Regions from separate parts of the Homo sapiens genome. Here region 2 is linked to region 1. The links are chromatin loops, found by intact Hi-C in ENCODE. Cell type or tissue: sigmoid colon. All regions are shown on one strand. Links, peaks and the distances in the headings refer to the core of each region. The heading gives the core; the rest is flanking DNA. Region 1 has its middle 420 kb from the start of CT66. Region 2 has its middle 130 kb from the start of LINC01372.

Evidence for each region. Hi-C counts contacts between places; a loop is a spot of excess contacts. Peaks named below come from ENCODE experiments on the same cell type or tissue, not always from the same donor. Only the 100,000 strongest peaks of a DNase experiment are listed, where the experiment ranks them.
Region 2: a loop joins it to region 1, with 7 times the contacts of the local background. A loop is called at or near these places in 2 of 110 quality-filtered maps.

Annotation. Positions count from the first base shown.
Region 1 is chr7:69,176,115-69,179,027 of GRCh38, reverse strand. No RefSeq gene overlaps it. Among named protein-coding and RNA genes, the nearest start is that of CT66, 420 kb to the left of the region's middle. In sigmoid colon, for the core only: no CTCF peak of the experiment used is centred there; DNase peaks (open chromatin) are centred at 747 and 1,297.
Region 2 is chr7:67,461,495-67,464,407 of GRCh38, reverse strand. No RefSeq gene overlaps it. Among named protein-coding and RNA genes, the nearest start is that of LINC01372, 130 kb to the right of the region's middle. In sigmoid colon, for the core only: no CTCF peak of the experiment used is centred there; a DNase peak (open chromatin) is centred at 1,417.

The DNA of each region.
Region 1 (2,913 bases), core at 196-2,695:
CACCCTGGGAAACATGGAAAAACCGTGTCTCTACTAAAATACAAAAAATTTAGCCAGACATGGTGGTGCAAGCCTGTAGTCCCAGCTACTCGGGAGGCTGAGGTAGGAGAATTGCTTGAACCTGGGAGGCGGATGTTGCAGTGAGCCGAGGTGGCGCCACTGCACTCCAGCCTGGGAGACAGCAAGACTCCATCTCAAAAACAAAATAGAACAAAACAAACAAACAAAAAAACAAAAACCCATATGTGTTTTTAACTTTTAAGTAGTCAGAATGTTCAGATGGAAAAATCCACTCACTTGTTCATATGTTGCTATGGCTGGTCAGGGGACTTATACAAACACGTGAAATAATGCAGGTGGCATATTTGATGTAAATGGTCATTGTTTTGTCTATAGGTACAGTCTTTCTTTAAGTTGATTTCGTTGTCTGTTTGTTTCTTCTTTTTATCGAGGGCTAATTCTGGAAGGAAAAATCTAGAATTCTGTTCCAAAGCCTGCCTTTTATCACTGTTTCTGTCTCTCTTCAAAGGAGAAGAATGGAAGGGCGTTACAAAACAGGAACCATAGCTTGTTGGGGAAGATGAATTACCAAGTGATGAATCAAACCAGGGCCACCGATGGTGCCCTAAATCATAAGAGTGGGCTGTCAAAGGAAACCCCATAGGAGATTTAGGACTTGGCACCACCTATCCATCTCATCCAGGATGCATTTAGCGACTCACGTGCTCATGTGTCAAGTGATATTTGGGGCCATGGACCTCTTGGGGCTCTTATCAAAAGCTTCTGTGACTAATTAGAAAGGAATTAGTCCCCCTGCCTTTCTCTGGAGCTGTGTGAATACTGTGAGATGCTAGAAGTGAATGTCTACATTCATGTCATTCCAACTCCATCCCAGCTGTTTAGAATAAGAGCCGGCTCTCTGTGGACTTCTCCATCTTTCTCTTGGAACTAACTAAAAGTCAGTTGAGCAGTACATCAACAGTTCTGTTCTTAAAAACTTCTGGATTATGAAAATAAGAATGACATTCCACGTCGGGGAGAGTGCCAAGGTGTCATTGACTATCCCATCTCGCTAAATTCCCGTATGGAAAGACCAGATCACCAAGCTGGTTCCTTCTTCCTGTTTTCAAGGATTGCCCCCTGAGCACTGGTGCCTAGGAAAAACCCAGCTCCCTTGACATGTTTTAGGATGGAATTTTCTAGAATCACCCATTTTTCTTTCTGACACTTCCACTGTCTCGGTTTGGTATCTCTCTTCGACTGAAGCTGGCTTTCTGCCACAGCTCTTGTTTAGTTCTCTCCTGATTTCAGGACGTTCTGTTAACTCTCTTCTTCAGCCAATTCCCAAGTGTCATCCATCAACAGTTTGAGCTTAGGCAGACACGTGAAGCTAGCACCCAGCAAAGTGGTTTGGAAAGTGATGATGTTAGGCAGAGTGTGGGTTATTTTCAAAACAAACCAGCTGAATTCAGTCAAGCAACCAAGCAGTTTGTAACTGGTTGGTTGTGATCCAAGTGTTGGAAGAGTCTATGTCTTTCAAAGCCATCTGTGTATATAGACACAGCGTTACTTTCCATAAACTGACATCCTTATCATCATTCCTCTTAATCGACACATTAATACTTCTTACCCTTTAGGTTTTTTTTTTCATGGTTGATGGTATATTTCATTAGGGAACGAATTTATTCTAATTAATTTGAGGCACAACATTCGTCTGTTAAACCTGATTTCATCTATAAAAAGAGGTTCTTTGAGCATGATAGAATTTTACAAGCACAAGCAATTTCAGTTGCAATGTCCTTCTAAGTCTGGGAACTGGAAATATAATTTGCAGTGAGCTCCATCTTCTTCAATTCATCCTCCTCCTTTTCTTCCTCCTCTCTCTTTCATTTTCCTTCAGGATCTCAGCACATCACATTGTTAATCTAGATTCCAGAGGCTAAACATTGCTAGGAATGGGGAAAGAACATAAATCACCTCTTTCCCCCACTTTTTCTGCTCTAATTTTAAATATGTGAATCATAATCCTAGGAAAATATGCTGGGTAAAGAAAGGAAATATATAGGGAAAGAGGGGGGAAACACATACCTGGTCAGATTTCCAGCCAGCTTCTGCAAGGCAGCCACCAGACAGGCTAATAACCTAAGACAACGTCTGACAGGTTGATATTTCGACCTTGGTTTCCTGAAAAATATTTTTGGGCCCAGAATATTGCAGTGCCTACCTGCCATGTGAAATTCTAAAAGCAGACTCAGAGAAGGCAAAGAAGAGTGACTAGAAAAAGGACAGCTTCTGATTTTGTCAATCTATTTTGCAGCTCATACAAGTTGTAGATTTAAATAATCTATGACAAGACTTCACGGGCTCAGTTTGCAGAGAACAATTTGCTAGCTGGATTTATCACTAGATTCAATTTAATTTTTTTTTTTGTAGAGACAGGGTCTTGCTATGTTGCCCAGGCTGGTCTCAAATTCCTGGCCTCAAGCAATTCTCCTGCCTCAGCCTCCAAAGGTGCTGGAATTATAGGTGTGAACCACTGCACCTAGCCTCTATGTTCAATTTTAGTGACTTGTCATAGTAGACCTTAATTTCTTACTTTTATTTATCTGCTTATGACTTGCCTGGGCCCTTTATGTTCTTGAGACCCCTCAACAGAGCTGTCCTCTGTCTGTTCTAATACAACAGTCCCCAACCTTTTTGGCACCAGGGACTAGTTTGGTGGAAAACAATTTTTCCACAGACAGCGGAGGTGGGGGGGATGGTTTCAGGATGATTCAAGGGCATTATATTTATTGTGCACTTTATTTCTATTATTATCACATTGTAATATATAACAAAATAATTATACAATTTGCTGTCATGTAGAATCAGTGGGAGCCCTGAACTTGTTTTCCTGCAAGTAGATGGTCCCAT
Region 2 (2,913 bases), core at 195-2,694, 1.7 Mb after region 1:
CCCTCTCCTTTCTCTTTTCCTTTTTCCCTGCAAATATCTCAAAGCATTTTCAGTCATGATGGTTTGCTCCTATGTAAATCTAAATATTTAGTAAGAGCCTATGTGTGTTCAACTTTGTTGAACCCTCATGAATGGGATTAGTGCCCTTAAAAATGAAACCCCAGGGAGCTCTCTGCTCCCTGTCATGCACAGAAGGCAGCCATCTGTGAACCAGAAACCAGGCCTGCACCAGACACCGAATCTGCCAGCAATTTCCAGTCTCCAGAGCTGTGAGAAATGAATGGCTTTTTGTTTAAGCCACTTCATCTATGGTATTTTTGTATTGTCCATTAGCAGCACAAATGGACTAGGATGAAGGAGATAGGGGAAAAAAAGAAAGAAGGAAAAAAAGCTATCTGGTAAAGTTAGTGGAGGAAAAACCCACAGTGGAAGTCAAGTCTTCACCTACCACCCAGGCCAAAGGTGCTACAGGGGTCCGCATTGGCCCACCTCTGTTGGCTGAGCCCCTCAAGGTCAGAATCCAGGACCCTCACCACTGCTCAGTGTATCTATGGGTTGCCCTGACAAAGGTCCATGCAAATAAGAGTTGTCCTTGGGTCTTGCAAAAACTGTGACATTGTCCCTAGATTCTTTATGTTTAGAAAGGCTGGTCCCCACTGCTCCCAGCAATGCTTATCTCTGAGAAAACTGAAAATTATAGACCCAATGAGCATCAGACCTTGAAAAGATACTAGCATCATAAGTTACAAATGAAATGGAGGTGCTGGAGAGTCAAATAACCCATCCAAGATCACTCAGCCAGGAAGCAACAGGTTCATGCTTCCAAACCAAGTTTCCTGACTCCTGGCCAAGGAAGTCTTTATCCTCTGTCAAGCAGCTTTGTGAAATAAAGACTCAGAAAGTCACCAGATTTGGCCCCCAAGGGAAGGGCTCAGTCAGCTAAGGCTTATAGAGGAAGCTTCCTAAAGTGGTCTTGCTAGTAAAGCTTGAGTCTACGAAAGGTGGTAGGGTCCCCTTCAGTAAAGTCAAAGTTCTGTTAGCTGGAGAAGAACCACAGACACTGACCCAAAGATCTGACTTAACCCAATAAAACAGTCTTCCCTCCAGTTGAAAGATTTTTCCTAACTAAGGCCCACCAAACCAGGTATTCCTCCATGAGATCCAGAGCAGACCTTTCTTTGAAGTGAGAGTAATGCCTCAGGGAAATAAAAATCCATCTGCTCAGAAGGGATCATTTGGAACTGGGGCCCTCTTGTAGAATCTGCTGGCCTTTTAGCTGAAGCAGTTAACACGTGCTCTGCTGTCTCTTAGAGGGCTCAGAGATGAAACACAGCCAGCCGCCACACTTCCCAGCACAGCCAAAAACAGTCTGCAGGGGCCCATCTGGAGCAAATCAGTCTCACTGGAGTGAAAAATAGCAGATGTCGGAGTGCGCCAGCAGCCCCGGGAAACCCCAGCCCTGCTGCCCTCCGCTCTGCCCTCACAAATCATCCTTGCACAGATCGCTCACTCGCACAAGGCAGCCTCTTGGCTCCCGGCTTCCCTGCTGCCCTGGAGGCCCATCTGTGGCTGAAAAACAGGTTTGCAAGCTGGAAAGGAACCCTGGCATCTCCTTAGGGGACATGATCCAAGAGATTTCTGGACTCTGAAGTCAAAAAATCATAGACTCATAGGACATTTGAGCTCAAATGGACCCTCAGGGTCACTGGGTCCAACCCCACCACTTTACAGATGAGGAGGCTGAGGTCCTGACTCAGCAAGTCAGCCCTGAGAAGTAGACAATGACTGTTGCTAAAGCCAGCCTTGGAAAAACCAAGCATTCAGGAGATTTTCATTGAGCACCTACTGTGTGCTGGGTTCTGTGGTACCCTAAAGGCATTCACGGAATAGTGATGGAAACATACACAGATCATTTCCATCTCTGGCCAGTTTTGAGAAAGGAGGCTATGGAAAGAAAGGGAGGGGCACTTAGCACAGCCTGGAATTCAGTTTCCTAAACAAGCCCCGTGCACCAGTATGAAAGCACCAGGTAACCAACAGGACAAGCAGGTGCAATTAAGCACTTCTCCCTACAGAGCAGCCAAGTCTTCCAGCCAAAGTGTCTGTCCAGGTTCTGGTACTTCACATCCTCCTCCCAGGATCTTTTCTGTGGGCTTCCTGGCCCACAGGACCGGTACTTTCTTTCTTTCTTTTTTTTTTTTTTTTTTTTTTTTTTGAGACAGAGTCTCACTGTCACCCAGGCTGGAGTGCAATGGCGCGATGTCCGCTCACTGCAACCTCCGCCTCCAGGGTTCAAGCAATTCTCCTGCCTCAGCCTCCCGAGTAGCTGGGACTACAGGCATCCGCCATCACACCCAGCTAATTTTTGTATTTTTAGTAGAGATGGAGTTTCACCATGTTTGTCAGGCTGGTCTTGAACTCCTGACCTCAGGTGATCTGCCCGCCTTGGCCTCCCAAAATACTGGGATTACAGGCGTGAGCCACCACATAGGCCTAGGACCAGTACTTTCTTAAGGCAATTAAGTCTCCAGAAACCAGGTTGGGCTCCCCAGACTGCTTCATTTTCTTAGAGTTACCTGCTTCAGCTGTCTCCTCCTGGGGCATGTCTCTTTCTGCCTTTTCACGTCTGTGCACATTACACTGCTGAACATGGAGTTGTTCCCCATCAGGAAAGCCCAGCTCTCCTTTCCTGCTATTGCACTCGGCTTTGGGACTCTGCATTCTCTGTATCGAGCTCCATTTCCCTGCGTTCTAATAACCTGGGATGCCTTCCTAGATTCCACCTCTCAAAGCTGCACTCTTGCAGAGTGTGGTGGCTCACACCTATAATCCCAGCACTTTGGAAGGCCACGGTGTGTGGATTGCTTGATCTCAGGAGTTCAGGACCAGCCTGAGAAACATGCCAAAACCCCA